Regions from separate parts of the Mus musculus genome. Here region 2 is linked to region 1. The links are chromatin contacts, found by Hi-C or POLR2A ChIA-PET in ENCODE. All regions are on one chromosome and are shown on one strand. Each heading gives the region's core, a stretch centred on a gene start or an enhancer-like site at or near the end of the contact. The rest is flanking DNA. Distances are from core to core; before and after follow the strand shown. Region 1 holds the start of Scg5 (secretogranin V). Region 2 overlaps Aqr (aquarius).

What was found. A loop is a pair of places that touch in the nucleus more often than their neighbours do. ChIA-PET counts read pairs that join two places held with the same protein, here RNA polymerase II (POLR2A).
Region 2: a map of T-helper 17 cell shows a loop between it and region 1 (2.6-fold over the local background). The contact joins the enhancer-like site here to the promoter of Scg5 in region 1. A Hi-C loop is called at or near these places in 2 of 37 maps with a recorded cell type or tissue (both T-helper 17 cell). POLR2A ChIA-PET finds 5 or more read pairs at or near these places in 2 of 5 experiments (both embryonic stem cell).

Annotation. Positions count from the first base shown.
Region 1 is chr2:113,824,932-113,831,794 of GRCm38, forward strand. Scg5 (secretogranin V) reads right to left here and starts at 4,160. Exons shown (of 6, transcript NM_009162.3): 1 at 4,068-4,160; 2 at 2,408-2,640. The coding sequence starts at 2,633. It overlaps Arhgap11a (Rho GTPase activating protein 11A), which reads right to left. Exons shown (of 12, transcript NM_181416.3): 12 at 6,561-6,863.
Region 2 is chr2:114,128,294-114,135,156 of GRCm38, forward strand. Aqr (aquarius) reads right to left here. Exons shown (of 35, transcript NM_009702.3): 18 at 6,359-6,526; 19 at 4,674-4,843; 20 at 2,242-2,483. Among named protein-coding and RNA genes, the nearest start is that of Mir7002, 19 kb to the right of the region's middle. Within about 2 kb of position 2,483, at least 1 of the 3 ENCODE cell types and tissues checked has a DNase peak (open chromatin) inside an H3K27ac peak, as active enhancers do.

The sequences.
Region 1 (6,863 bases), core at 2,910-5,409:
CATGCTGCTGCTGCTGCTGCACACAGAGGCGGGGTCTTGCGGTCTTTTTATTAACAGTTCACATGACTGTATGTGAAGGAAGCCTTATTTCATCCATAAGAAAATTACCTCTCAGAGAGGCCGCCAAGATCTCACGTAGCAAGCAAGCAAGCCGTGTGTACACGGCTCAGACTCCGTTCTCCTGCCATCGACCTCCTGAGGTTGCCTTTAGAAGGGCACTCACTTCCTGGCAGTCTTTACTTTGTCCTTTTGTCTTGGTTTTGGCCAACAATTTTATACATTTGGAAGATGCTACTTCTTGGCTGTTTTTAAGGTTCCCACAGAGGCGTGCCTAAGCTAAGTAGAAATGAAGAAATAACTTACTAAAAGATGACGGCACCAGAAAGTGATGGGGTTGGCCTTTAAATCCAGGGAGCTCTGGTAACAAAACTCATAGCAACCCCATTCCATACGGTTTGAAGTTTTCACAGGAATACATGTACTGTGTGTGTTCTCTATAAAAATCAGGAGGGGGTAGCAGGGACACCTTTAACTGATTCTCTCTGATGCTGGTAAAAGAATGGAAGGAGCTATTCCACATGGTGTGAGTGAGTCTCTGAGCATAGAGTACAGACAGATGGGCGAGTGGAACAGTGATCTGTTCACAAAAATAAGAACCAGGCCATCCATCTAAAACCCAGGATGGACTGGGAAAAGCTCAAGGTTTGTACTTCATTTCTATCCGCCCACTGTCTTTGATCTACTTCCTGTCATTTTCCACCTCAGCTTTAAGAGACAGAATTCTAAACTGGCTCCAAGATTCTTCTTACCTGCTGAACATACAAGACCCCCCCCCCCCCCCCCCCCGCATGTGGTGGAGACTGGAGATAAGTAGCTATCATCTTAGATAACAAAGGTGGCCGATAGTCACTCCCAGGACTCTATTGCAGCACCCTTATCAGATTAAAGGGGCTGATAATGGAGAAGTAAAATGTCACAACAGAACATTCTTGTTCAGGATATTCTGCATAGGAATATTCGAGGCAGTGTCCTTCCCAAGGGACTTCCCAGCCGACAGCCATCAAAAAGGGAACTTGAGCTGATAACTGCATGGAAATGAAGTCTGCCAGTCAGTCACCTTAACAAGCTTCTTAAAAGCCCCCACACCAGTGTCGCTGTATGGCTGGGCAACATCAGAATTCACCTTGGCTTGACTCTGAATGGAGAGAGACTGCCAGAGTTGGAACAGAAGTAACTGGGAGACAATGTGTGTCCTGAGAAACTGCTAATGCTGTGGTAATTCAAGGTAGAGCAGCAGTCAATGGAAGCACAAGTCAATGCCCATCCCTTACAGGAGTCTTGACGTTGCTATGGCAGCTCATTACCTCAAGATTAAGGACAGATCCACTGTAATCCATCCTCTTTCCTTCCTCTGTGCCTTTTCACCACACTCCCCTGGGGATTTCCTATGCAAACTTCAAGACCCAGGCCAAATGGAACTTCCCCTAAGAAGCGTTTCCTATTCCTGACCTACCTCCTACTCTTTGTTCCATGGAAGCAGTGCATATCAGAATACACCGTAATGACTTTTTGTCAGTTCCCTTCTCCCAGTTAGTCTGAACCACGTAGGACAGGGGTGCCCCAGCATCCTGCAAAGTGCATATGGAGGACAATACACGGTTGGATACTGACTGAGTGAATAAAACAAGGCTCTGAAAAACACAGGCTTTTGATACCAGGGAGACCCTTCCCCATGGCAACAGCAGAGTGATTAACCATATACTTTACTAGTGGAGAGAGCAGATATTTACCATCTCAAAAAAAAAATTAAATAAACAGGAACAGGTGACTGGTGCCACTTAGAGTTTAGACTCTTCCTAAAAGAATGGCAAGGAGTCCTATCTGATTTATCTTGATGCAAGCCATTTGCCATGGTTGCATGCTTGCAGATTCAAGTTATTTAGGCTAATCTACTCCTGAAATCAAATGTCAACCAAAATACACAGCATATCAATGGTTCAAAGTGACAGCAACAAGACAGAAATGGGCATCATGTGTCAACACTATTCACAGCAACCTAGAGCCCTGGAGCAGACAGCACTGTGAGGTGGTCCTAGTAGGGAAAATTACATATCAGGAGAAATAGTGCCAGGTATGCAGCTCAGCCCAGAGTGCTTGCTTAGCCTGAAGCCCCAGCTTCCTTCCTCAGAACCTCATACGTTTCCCCGTCTTAGCACTGGGGAGGTGGAGGCAGTAGGATTAGAGCTCCAGGTAATCCTTGGCTACATAGGAAGTTCAGTGAAAGTCTGGTCTAAATAAGATTCTACCAGTAAAAAAAGAAAACAATACCCCCACACACGCCAAACCAAACAAAACAAAAACCCTCAGAAATACAATAGAAACACTGTCAGTTTGGAAGAGTGCATACCTTCGATGCTCTGTGGCCCAACAAGATTCATGGCCTGGTGAGCCGGGTACTCCACGCGTGGCCTGGCAATGCCCAGCTGCTCCATAACCCCATGAAGCAGCCTCTGGATGTCTGTCTCTGAGACCCGGTCAGGGGTCCGTGGACTATAAGCGAATGCTGGATTCCACTCAAACATCAACCAAAACAAAAGGCCAGATAGCATAGCAGAGACCAGCCTTGAGGCCATTTTTAACCTGCAGAAGAAAGGACCAAGTTATATAACTTGGCCAAAATGGGCAACCATAACACAACTGGGGTGATATAACTATGACTCACAAGTTGAGGCTGAAGGACCACCCTGAAAGGAGACTCAAATGAAAAATTCCTAGAGGTTTGCTTTGTGTCCAAGCCAGGTAGGAAACCGCTGTGTGAAGGAAATAAGAAGACAGAAGAGTCTAGGATAAACTAGTCCCTCTAACTTGACACCTGAGGATTCTAAGGACAGGAATATGTTCTCACATCTATGGTCTGTGATCCTTGCAATCTAAGCACTTTTGGATTTGAGATAGGGAGGGTGGTAATTTTTAAGATCTCCTAGTTTAAGGAAAGAAAGGAATAACAAAAGGGAGTTAGGGAGACCCAAACAGTAAAAAACAAACAGACAATCAAAAAACATCCCAGAGAAAGGTCTGGAGTAGTGGCCGAGGGTGTTTGAACTTAGCAGACCAGCAGGCAATAGGTGAAGATCCCGAGCAGAGAGGTACGCCAACTCCTATCCTGCTCTGTGATGAGGGAAGCAAGCAACATGAGACGCTTGACTGCATACCAGCTAGGTCTTCCTGGGCAAGTTCCTCAGCCTCCTTTTCTACAGACCAAGGATAGCAACAATCTATCTTATAGAGTTACTGTGAAGATAAAGATCAAAATCATGTAAGGAGCATGGAGCAAAGCCAGGTACCTAGTAAGCCCCCTGCACGTCTAGCCCCTTGATGGTAATAAGCGGTTCTGGGAGTTAAGGTTTGCGGAGGCAGAAGCAGCAGGGAGAGGAAAGACAGTGACATGGTGGGGGATAAATCTGCCTTACATGTTGGTGTCCGTAGAAGCCACGGGAAGCTGAACAAGGAAACAGTTTTCACACAGCTTCCCTGGCAGCTGCTCGTTCAGGATGGGTGCTTCAGGCCATAGTCAGATAAACCCTTTTGAGCATTCACACGGGAATAGGGAATAAAAAGGTAGGGAACAAGCCAAATATCTTCCCTAAAACAAATACTTCATTTTATCTGTCTGCAGCTAACGGCCTTTCCTTGCAACTCACAGACATTAAAACCATGCTCTTCAAAGAGCCAAGGACCGCTATTTTAACAGCACAATCTACCGCTGTGATAAAAGGGCTGGATGCGGGCACCAGGCTCCATCATCTCCATCTTTCTTCATGAACTCCGAATACAGGATGTTTTCTTTACTGGCTAGCCCACGGATGAACTACCCAATCGCTGCTCTCGGAACTCCACCCCCACCCCTTATTTATAACCACCCCCTGTAATCCCCGCATCCATCCTTTGTCTGACCCCAGCTAGGGTTTCTGAAGGGCATGCTCCCCCACACCCAAGGAACCCAAGCACTCCCGCTTTCAGCTGAACGACAAGTCGGACCGCATCACCTGCATCACTGCGGAACTCACCGTGTGGCCGCGGGCGAGCTTCTTGCAATCTAGGCCAAAACAGGGAGCTGACGTGCTGGATAGCTCCTGCGTCACCTCCCTCCGAAACCTCGGTCCACCCAGGCCCCGCCCACAGCAGGTGGAAGAGGCCTTCCCAGAATTCCTGGAAGGCATTGCAGGCGCCTGCGTCTCAGGCCTGGAATGTTGCTCAGCTCCAACTGAAGCAGTCTCTGTGTCTCTTGGCTGTTTCTAGGGTGCCCCCTTTCTCCATCGACCCCTATGAACGTCATTTACCTCCTTTATCAGTCTCAAGCAATTGCCACAAGTAGATGGCATCTTTAATTGACATCCTCTAGATTTTAGAATTACCATACAAATGGGTTTCATGCTGGAATGTTCATACTCTCTTCTAGTACTTTTCCTTTCCTACCCCCGCACTTAAGCCCTGGTGACAGTGCTACCCTCCCTTAAGGCCCCAGGGGACCCGGAGGCTCTGAGCATTGCTTCATAAGTTCACTAAGAGGTGAACGTGCAGGACACTTTCGGGGCATGCAGAACTTACCTAAACAGACCTGGAACTTCTATTTTGTGATACCAACGGTGGGACCCAGGATCTTAGGAGATTCCTGGCCCTAAAAGTAACAGTACAAATGCTGCAAAGCCTTCATCAAGAAACTTGTGGTAAACAGCAAGTTCCAGGATGTGGTTAGAATTCAGATTTTCTTTTTTCTTACTGCAGCTAGAAGCAGCAAACCCACTGACATTTTACTGTAATGAATAGAAGCTGGAAGACTTGTCAGCCAGAAGTTTGTGTGAAAAGCCAGACATCTAGTGCCTTTGGTTCCCTGGATGCTTTCTGTTTCAGTCAAGATAATAAACACTCTCCTGGATTCAGGTACACAATACCTACTACTAATGAATACTGTTTACTCTCAAGTTGACTTCAACATAGCTCAGTTATATTCAACTTAATATTGGAAAAATAGGTTGCTGGCTGTGTAGTTGACAGAAACATACAAAAACTGTACGATTCATGTTGTACTTATTAGACAGGGTGTGAAGACCTTTTATTGCTGACAAAATGCAGATGGAAAGGACATTTTTATAAAATTTTGGTTCACAACTTTTGAGATTTCAGTACATGACGGTGGGAGCTCATGGAGGGTCAGGATAAAGAGCAGAGCATACAAGGTCCCCCAGTGACACACTTACTCCTAATGGTTCTACAACTGCTACAGTGCCACTAGCTAGGAACAAAGCATTCAGCTTGAGCCCCTGGGCAACAGTTCACATGCAAGCTTGAGGAGTGCATGGGTCTTACCATGGCTGATCTCAAAAGAGCCTACATACCTCAGCCTCCAGAATAGGTAAGATTACAGGCATGTGCCAGTACACTTGACTAAAACCTGGTATTTTTAAAATAAAATATGAATCATATATATCCTATACTTGTTTCTCAAAACCCTACAGTAAGTTCTTAGTGACCGTAGAATGTAACCCAGAAACCCACTAACTTTAGTGCTTTGTGTATTAAAATCTACTGCTTATTTATGAGAACACCCAAATACTAGTTTCTTACACTTAAAAAAATGAGAATAACTCTTGAAGTTACTGTACACTTTTAACTTCAGAAAGCAAAAATGTATATACTGTCTGACCTTTAGCCCATGAAATTAGCAACAATCTTCATTTTTGAATAAGATAAGAAATACAAAAATGAAACCACATTTTAAAACTTTCTCACCTCCCAAATAAGAAATGTGGAATCTTAAAGAGTTAAACAACTCATTCCTCAATCTTAAATTGTAGATTCCCCACCACCACCACACACCTCTATCTTCTGAGTGCATCTGCACCATGCTCTGCTCAGGCATTAAACACCCACTGAAATCATAGGAGGCTTTCTTAATACACAGGAAAACTTAGCTCAAAATGTTTCACATTTGGAAGCACTTCAATCAGTAAAACCTATGTAATATTCCAAAATCTGAAATATTTCTCTTATCCACTTTAGGTATAAGATCCATACAACCTGTTCCAGGCATACTGAAAATGCATGGCTAGTCTGTTTTGATCAGATGAATATGAAGTTTAAGACTAGAGAGTTTTACTAGATAATGAACATTGGAAATATAATGAACTTTTGAAATAAAACAGAAATTTGGGGGTGGAAGGGTTGTACTACAGCTAAAAAGCACTTGTTGCTCTTGTAAAGGACTCAGGTTTGGTTTCCAATCCTACAGAGAAGGCCCAGGTTTGGTTACCAGAACCAACACAGTGGCTCACAACCATCCAGGATATCAACTGCTGTTCTCATCTTAGAGGACAGGCACACGTGTGTTATACATACTTACATGAAGACAACACACATGTAAAATAAATCTAATCACCGCAAGGCTTCACGTAGAACCTGCAAAGTAACCCTGAGAACCTGACGTTAGTTCTTCACACACAAACGCACACTGATAGTGTGTGCAGTGTTTTACATCTAAAATACAACACGCAGACAAGACGTTTCCCAGGAGCTATTTTTAATGTCTATGCTAAATAAATAACATTTAAACACATGATAACACTATCTGATATTTATCTAAGTAAAATGTACAGAGGTACATTAACAATTCAATTCTAAAATCAACCATCTTCATAGGAAAAAAACAACTTGATTAAAATTTTCCAGTTTAACTATACCTGCCTAAAAATTTCATTGTCATACTGGACAAAATATGATCCAAATCACCTTTAAAAATGAAGTATGGCTTACGATTAATCATTTACCTCAACATTATAAAGTATGCAGTACCTTTGTTGTCATTA
Region 2 (6,863 bases), core at 1,233-3,732, 300 kb after region 1:
ACAATTACTAAAATGGGTGTTAAGTCTTCCCTCTGGGGGAAAACGTCATCCAACTAATGGATAAATCAAAGAAACATTAAGTATCTGTCATATGCAATGTAAAGTGCTTTATTCATGCTCATTTAGTAAGAAGACTTAAAGAGACAGGTTTCAAAGAACACAGCCAGAGAGAAAAGCCTTCCCCAAAGAAATAAGGAACAGCAGAGTCCACATACAAACAGCCAAGCCAGACACAGAGGACAACTGAGAAAAGGAGAGACAGACACTCTGAAGTCGGGTGTGGCAATTCAGGCAAGAGGTTCTTAGTCTGGGGTTAGAAGCTAATGTTTTCAATAAATTTCCTAAAATTAAGCCAAAAAAAGTTAACTCTCATTCTGTGTACTTTTCCCAATCTTCTTTCCCATTCTTAAAGTATAGACAGAGCCAAAAGCTGCCTAGAACTAAAGTGGCGAGTAAGTTCCCTTACTTGTAGGCAGAAGCATGCACTTCTCAAGCTAGGGAGTAAATGGCTCTATCTAGCAAAAGCATCTGAGAGTTCAAAAAATATACCACCATAGAAACCTAAAAAGGTCCAGCGACAGGCCCAAAAGTGGGATCCAGCTCAAGGGGAGGTCCCAAGGCCTGACAGTACTACCGACGCTATGGAGTGCTCACAAAAAGGGACTTAGCATGACCACACTCTGACGAAAGACTCAATAAGTAGCTGAAAAGAGTCAAATGCAGATATTTGCACCCAACTAATGGACAGAAGCTGTTGACCCCTGTGATTGAATTAGGGAAAAGCTGGAAGAAGCTGAGGAGGAGGGGGACCCTGTAGGAGGACCAGCAGTCTCAATTAACCTGGACCCCTGAGATCTCTCAAACACTGGACCACCAACCAGGCAGCATACACCAGCTGATATGAGGCCCCCAACACGCATGCAGCAGAGGACTGCTGGGTCTGTGTTCAATCAGAGATGATACACCTAACCCTTGAAAGACTGGAGGCCCCAGGGAGTTTAGAGGTCTGGTTGGGTGGGGGTTGGACATTCTTGTGGAGACAGGGGTGGGGGTGGGGGTGGGGAGGAGGTGTGGGATGTAGAACAGTTGGAGGGTGGATGGGGGAGGGGATAAAATCTGGAGTGTAAAATAAATAAATGATTAAATAAAAAACCAAACCAACCAAACAAACAAACAAAAGAAATCTAAGGGCCTAGAGAAGCAGAAGTTAGGAGGGACAAAGACTGTTTTTAACAGTCTATGCTACTGAAGAGTTATGAGAATACAGATAGAGAAAACCCAGGAGACAAGAGTGCTTTTGTAATAAACAGAATTTAGAGATGAAAGGAGGAAGACGAGGTGTGGCTATTCTGAAAACTATGTTGGAAGCATACTGAGTCACTGCATGTATTTAATAGGTCCTGTGGAAGGTGCATGCTCTGGCTTCCAGCTAAAGAAGTAAGATCTGAACTCTCCCAAGGCCATCTTGGCATACAGCTTCTGATGCTTATGAACAAACTCCGGAAGCAGCCAATGGCTCCATGCACCTCACTTTATTCCTACTTAAGAGCTAAAGCCACTTGACATTAACATAACTGTTTTGAATTCATACTGCATATCCACAATTTGAAACGTGAAATTGAAAATACTCTACAATCTTAAACATTTGCGATACTCAATTTTCAAAACATTTTGAATTTTGGAACATTTTGGCTTTCGGACTTTCAGATTAGGAATATCCAACTGGTGATATCTGTGGAAATACTTCAAAATCTGAAAAAAACTCCAAACTTACAATATCTCTGGTAACAAACATTTTAAATAAAGGGCACTCAACCTGTATTTAAAACCTGTATGAGGCAGGCAGAGTTGAAAGAAAACTTTTAGCTTCTTAAAATCAAAATGAAGTTCAACCTCACATGCCTGTATGGTGGTAGTTAGGGAACACACTAGACTACGTGTGAGAGGTACAGGCATATTTCCTTAGTCAGCTACTATATTTATACAGTTCTTTCCAAATCACAGACACTTACTGATCTCTTTTGAGACATGAAGCTACTTTTAATGTAGTCTTAAAAATAGCTTCTGCAATAAGAGTCAGGAATAGATTCAAATATAATAGTCTTATCCCAGTGATTATTACAGCAAAGCTAAGGACTGCCAAAATGAAGTCCAGACACAATGCTTAAAACTCACTTAGTCACCAGTGCTGATTCTACTACAGACAGACTAAGCCTAAGAGCAGATCCATTCTGATTTTACCTGAAAGGGGGGATTTGGAGTGCTGGGTCACTCACAGTCACTTTGACATTATGACCAGGAAAGCTGGCCTTTAAATGTTCAATGGAGAGAAAAGTGTCATTGAAATCCAGGGTGGCAATCTGATTGGGCATTTTTGAATAATGGGCACTACTTGGGTCCCCATAGCCCAAAATGATGTCATGCAGCCAGTCCGGTACCACGCAGTCAGTATTCATCAGATTCCGAATCGTCTCCAACACAGCCTGGCAGTAAAGAGACAGAAGAGTATCGCGTCAGTAGACATCTCGGACACCGGCACTTCCCTGGAATGCAGAGCTGACGGCACCAATCCGGAATGCCCATGTGTTTCAAGGCAAGAAGCTACTTTCTGCTGACAGGTGCTTGGCAAGACTGAACCAACAGCTATATTTTCAGTTGATACCATAGACTGAGTCAAACAAAAGAACTAAGTTAGTAAGCACAGTTTATCCACGAAGAATTCGTTTAGATAGAATGACATAAATAAGCTTGCCGCTTGACTCCTATTGAACAGGATAAAAATAAGATCCATGTCAACCCAATACCAAAAAACAAGATAAAGAAAGTTACAAAACAGGCCCTGAAATACAAATGCTTCCTTATAAACTCGAGTTTTTCTCTCTGCATACGTAGTGTATAGCTATAGCTGTTTGGTGAAATGCAGTACAATTTATAAATTTATAAAAGTCAGCATGGATAGAAAGAAATAAACAAGCAAACACATTGATAAGAGTGTCAAACAATATAGAGAAGAACTGGTACTACAATAAAAGGATTCTACAGGAGTTAGCACATTTCTGCCAAAAGGAATTAACAGAGCCGAGAACATTTTTTTTTAGAATATTCAAAAACCATTCTGATAAAGTAACAAATCCTAACATGTAAACTAGGAGAATCTCAAAGGCCTAATCTCAAAGAACCCAGCAACCAAATCGATGTTTTTAAAACTCAGTATCCTAGCACAGTAGAAGTAAGGGATAGGTGAGTGATGGACAGACGGACAAGCACATCCACAGAACACGGATGAGGAAGAGGAGAGCTCTGGATGGATGGAATCTTATATAAACCACGTAGAGGTGAAGGAAGGCACAGACCATGCCAAGAGGCAGCAGAATGTGATGATTAGTAAAGAATTTTACACAATTCAGAGGACTCCACCACAGGAGATGTGAGTGGTGGGGGATGGACTTCATATGAGGAAAAGCTTCAAGGAGGAAGGTGGCATTTTACTTTAATGCAACAAAGAATTTCTGATTTATTTAATCATTAATGGGTAGTTTCGGAAATGTTCTAAGTAGCAGAATAAAAGCATCAGTATTCAAGAGAATTAGAAAATATCTATCAACAGGACTATGAAGACAGTAGAGAAAGGTAGCCATCCCAACGGTCCAGGCAAGAACTGGAAGATCCAGGCTAGAACCGCTGCACTAACTGGAAATACAACTGCAGCATGGGACCAAGTGAGGATTCTACCAAGGTGTGCCAGAAACAGCAAACACACAGCACGGGCAGCTCCTGCTCGCTGCACCAGGACCTGAACGCCTCCTTGAATTCCCTTAAAAAGTCATGTTTGGCACTTGCTAACCTTTGATGATAACTATTTATATTTCTTTCTTGATTAACAGTTAAGGTATCAACTGCGTCTTATTCACCTCTACAAGTCCCAGGTAACTAAGCACAACATCACTCACAACAGAGACAGTCATTAGAATGGCAAAGAGAGGAATACTCTGTAGACTTCAGTTATGTGCCTGAGAGTCATTTATTGAAAAGTAAATGTGAGACCAGCCTAGCTCCTGTACAACCTGGAAACAGAGCTCTCTTAAGTGACACCTAAACTGAGTTGCTTGTGTCAAGTGGAGGAACAAACCATAAATATACCTGAGGAAAATCATTTAGAGGGACAGTGTAAAGTCTTATCTAAAGAACAGGGTGGCCTCTCTGTCCTTTCTCCCCTGGGAGCAGCTCTCCTGCCTTGGCCTCTCACCCCTTAAAATGGATGTCTGCTCCAAGTTCATCTCTACCTGCTCCCAGATCAGGAGCACCTCTCAGCTGCTGAGCCACCCGCTGTCTGCAGTGGAGCTGAAGAGACCACAGATGCCAACAGATGAGGGCCTCAGCAGCTTGGCCCGGTGGCCTCTGACCTCACTTATCCCTAGTCACAGCTTCCAAAACAGCATCATTTCAAGGGACATTGGCACGGCTGCCAAGTTCACTGGAGCTGCAGGTGCTACAGTTGGGGTGGCTGGCTCTGCGGCAGGGATGGGGATGAAGTGTCATATGTAATCAGTATGCTACGAATTTAAGACTGAAGTTAATATTCACTGCAACCCCTCTCCCCAGCACGTATGTGGTCCTCTTTTGGATTTCATTTCTAGGGTATAAGGAGTTTTAGCTGCAGAACTGAACATTACCTTGAAGTTATTCTCCTTCGGTTTCCTCCTCATTATGACATTGAAAGTGTCATACACATCTTCGGCTCCGTTTTGTATCGTATTGGTCATATCCTGTTGATACTGGTTTGGATCCAAAAATACTCGAAATGTCCTTGACTCTCCTCTAAGATTGGGTCTGGGTTCAGGTCCTAAATATTTTTAAAGAATTTGTTAAGTGAAACATGTATTTTCTTTTTTTTAACTAACTATAAAAGCAAGTTAAAAGTCTTTCCTTCATAGAAATGGCAAGTCAATGAACTCCACTCACCTCCAATACCCCGTGACTGAACTGTCCCATACTTAGACACTTCAGATTCAAAGTTAAAAGTATATTCCTGCTTTCCTAAATTCTTTTTTTCTCTTCTTTTCTTTTTTCTTTTCTTTCTTTTGTTTTTTTGTATAGCCCTGGCTGTCCTGGAACTCACTCTGTAGACCAGGCTGGCCTCGAACTTAGAAATCCACCTGCCTCTGCCTCCCAAATACTGAGATTAAAGGCGTACACCAACACTGCCTGGCTTATCATTTCTTACAACTCTGTCCTATGCTGATAAAATTGCACACACTGTAACCAATGCAGATGCTCCTATGGCAGGCATGCTTGGTGGTCAAACGCCCTCTCTCCCAGTCCCTATTAGTGACTCACGTGTGAGCACACATTAAGTGTTTTTTAGACTAAGCACACATGAGTTGTGCCAGCAGATGTGTATCTTATTTTAGGAATTAAGAAGTAGCCTTTCTATTTCTTAATTTGACAGTGGGTTTATTACTTTTCTCAACATTCCAGTTTCTACCTAACATCAGCAGCTGGAAAGGATTTCACATACAGGAAATGTGAGAGGAGGAACACTGGGAAGCTCAGCGGCCTCAGCTATCTGTCTATCTGTCTGTCTGTCTGTCTGTCTGTCTGCCTGCCTGCCTGCCTGCCTCCCTCCCTCCCTTCGCTGTGGTCTAACTTGGGTCTCATTTTGTGGCACAATGCTTATCCCCCCTAGCCTTCACTTCCTTCTGTTTCCTTAAACACTACAATTGAATAGCTGAATTAAGCATCAGCAGTCTAACAATAGCCTGAGCTCAAAATTACAAGTGAAGTGAATTCAAGTTTTAAGGGAAATCCAGTCACCAAACTGTGCAAGAAGCATGAGCCATCAGGAGTGCCAACGTAATAGTGTGTGCTCTGTAAAAGAGTCAAGACGGACCAACAATTGCAGATATCCCAGTAATACCAAGAAGAGTAAACTGACCCCACAAAACAGCTTTTAAAGCTATTCATTTGTTTGTATGTTGTATATGTGTGTGTATATGGGCATGTTAGGAGTATGTATATATGTGTATGTGTGTATATAGAGGCCAGAAGGATTATATGTGTGTTTGCTACCATGCCTGGCATGCTTAGAAATATTAAAAATCTTGTTTTGGAAAATTCAATACATTTAACAGTTTTTTGTCTTCCTTTTCTTTTTCAGTGCTGGGGAGTCAAACCTAAGGTGTAGGTACACTGCACATGTCCGGCCAGAGCCCTATCATCGTAGATATCAGCTAGTCTACAGTTGTAAAGTAGGTACCTTACATATGACTGTCTGTGTTTACTACATAAAACAACTCAGTTTTACCAAGTACGCCAGCACAAAAACGTGTCATTCTCACACACGGGTGGGTTACCGTACCGTCTTCGATGACTCGCCCTTTGTCATCCAGCATGCCCTGGATTTCACAGCCTCTGACGTACACCAGACCAACTTGCTCAATAAAAGGTCTCCTCCTGTCAAACTTAGTGCCGTAAGGTTTTGTTGGACGCACAGTAATTAAAAAGCATACATCGTGCTTTCGAAGACCTAGTAAAATATAAAGACATTTTTACTTAGTAGAATTACATTGTTTTTGATCTTTCGTTGGCAAATTCTTAACTTTTTTAAAGGAGAGGAGATTTAAAAATAACATTAAAAATAAAAGAGATGACCAATAATATATTTTGTATTAGAACATAATTATGTTTCCTATAGTTTTTAATAGTCAATATTTCATAGCAGTAATTAAAAGGAAGAAATTCTTATATTAAAATTAGAAGCCTGTATCATGAATTAATTACTGAGTAAGACTTTCAAGTCATGTTACAGATCCAAAATTGGATGTTCATCACCGTTCTTATTTTAATTCTTATTAAATAACTGA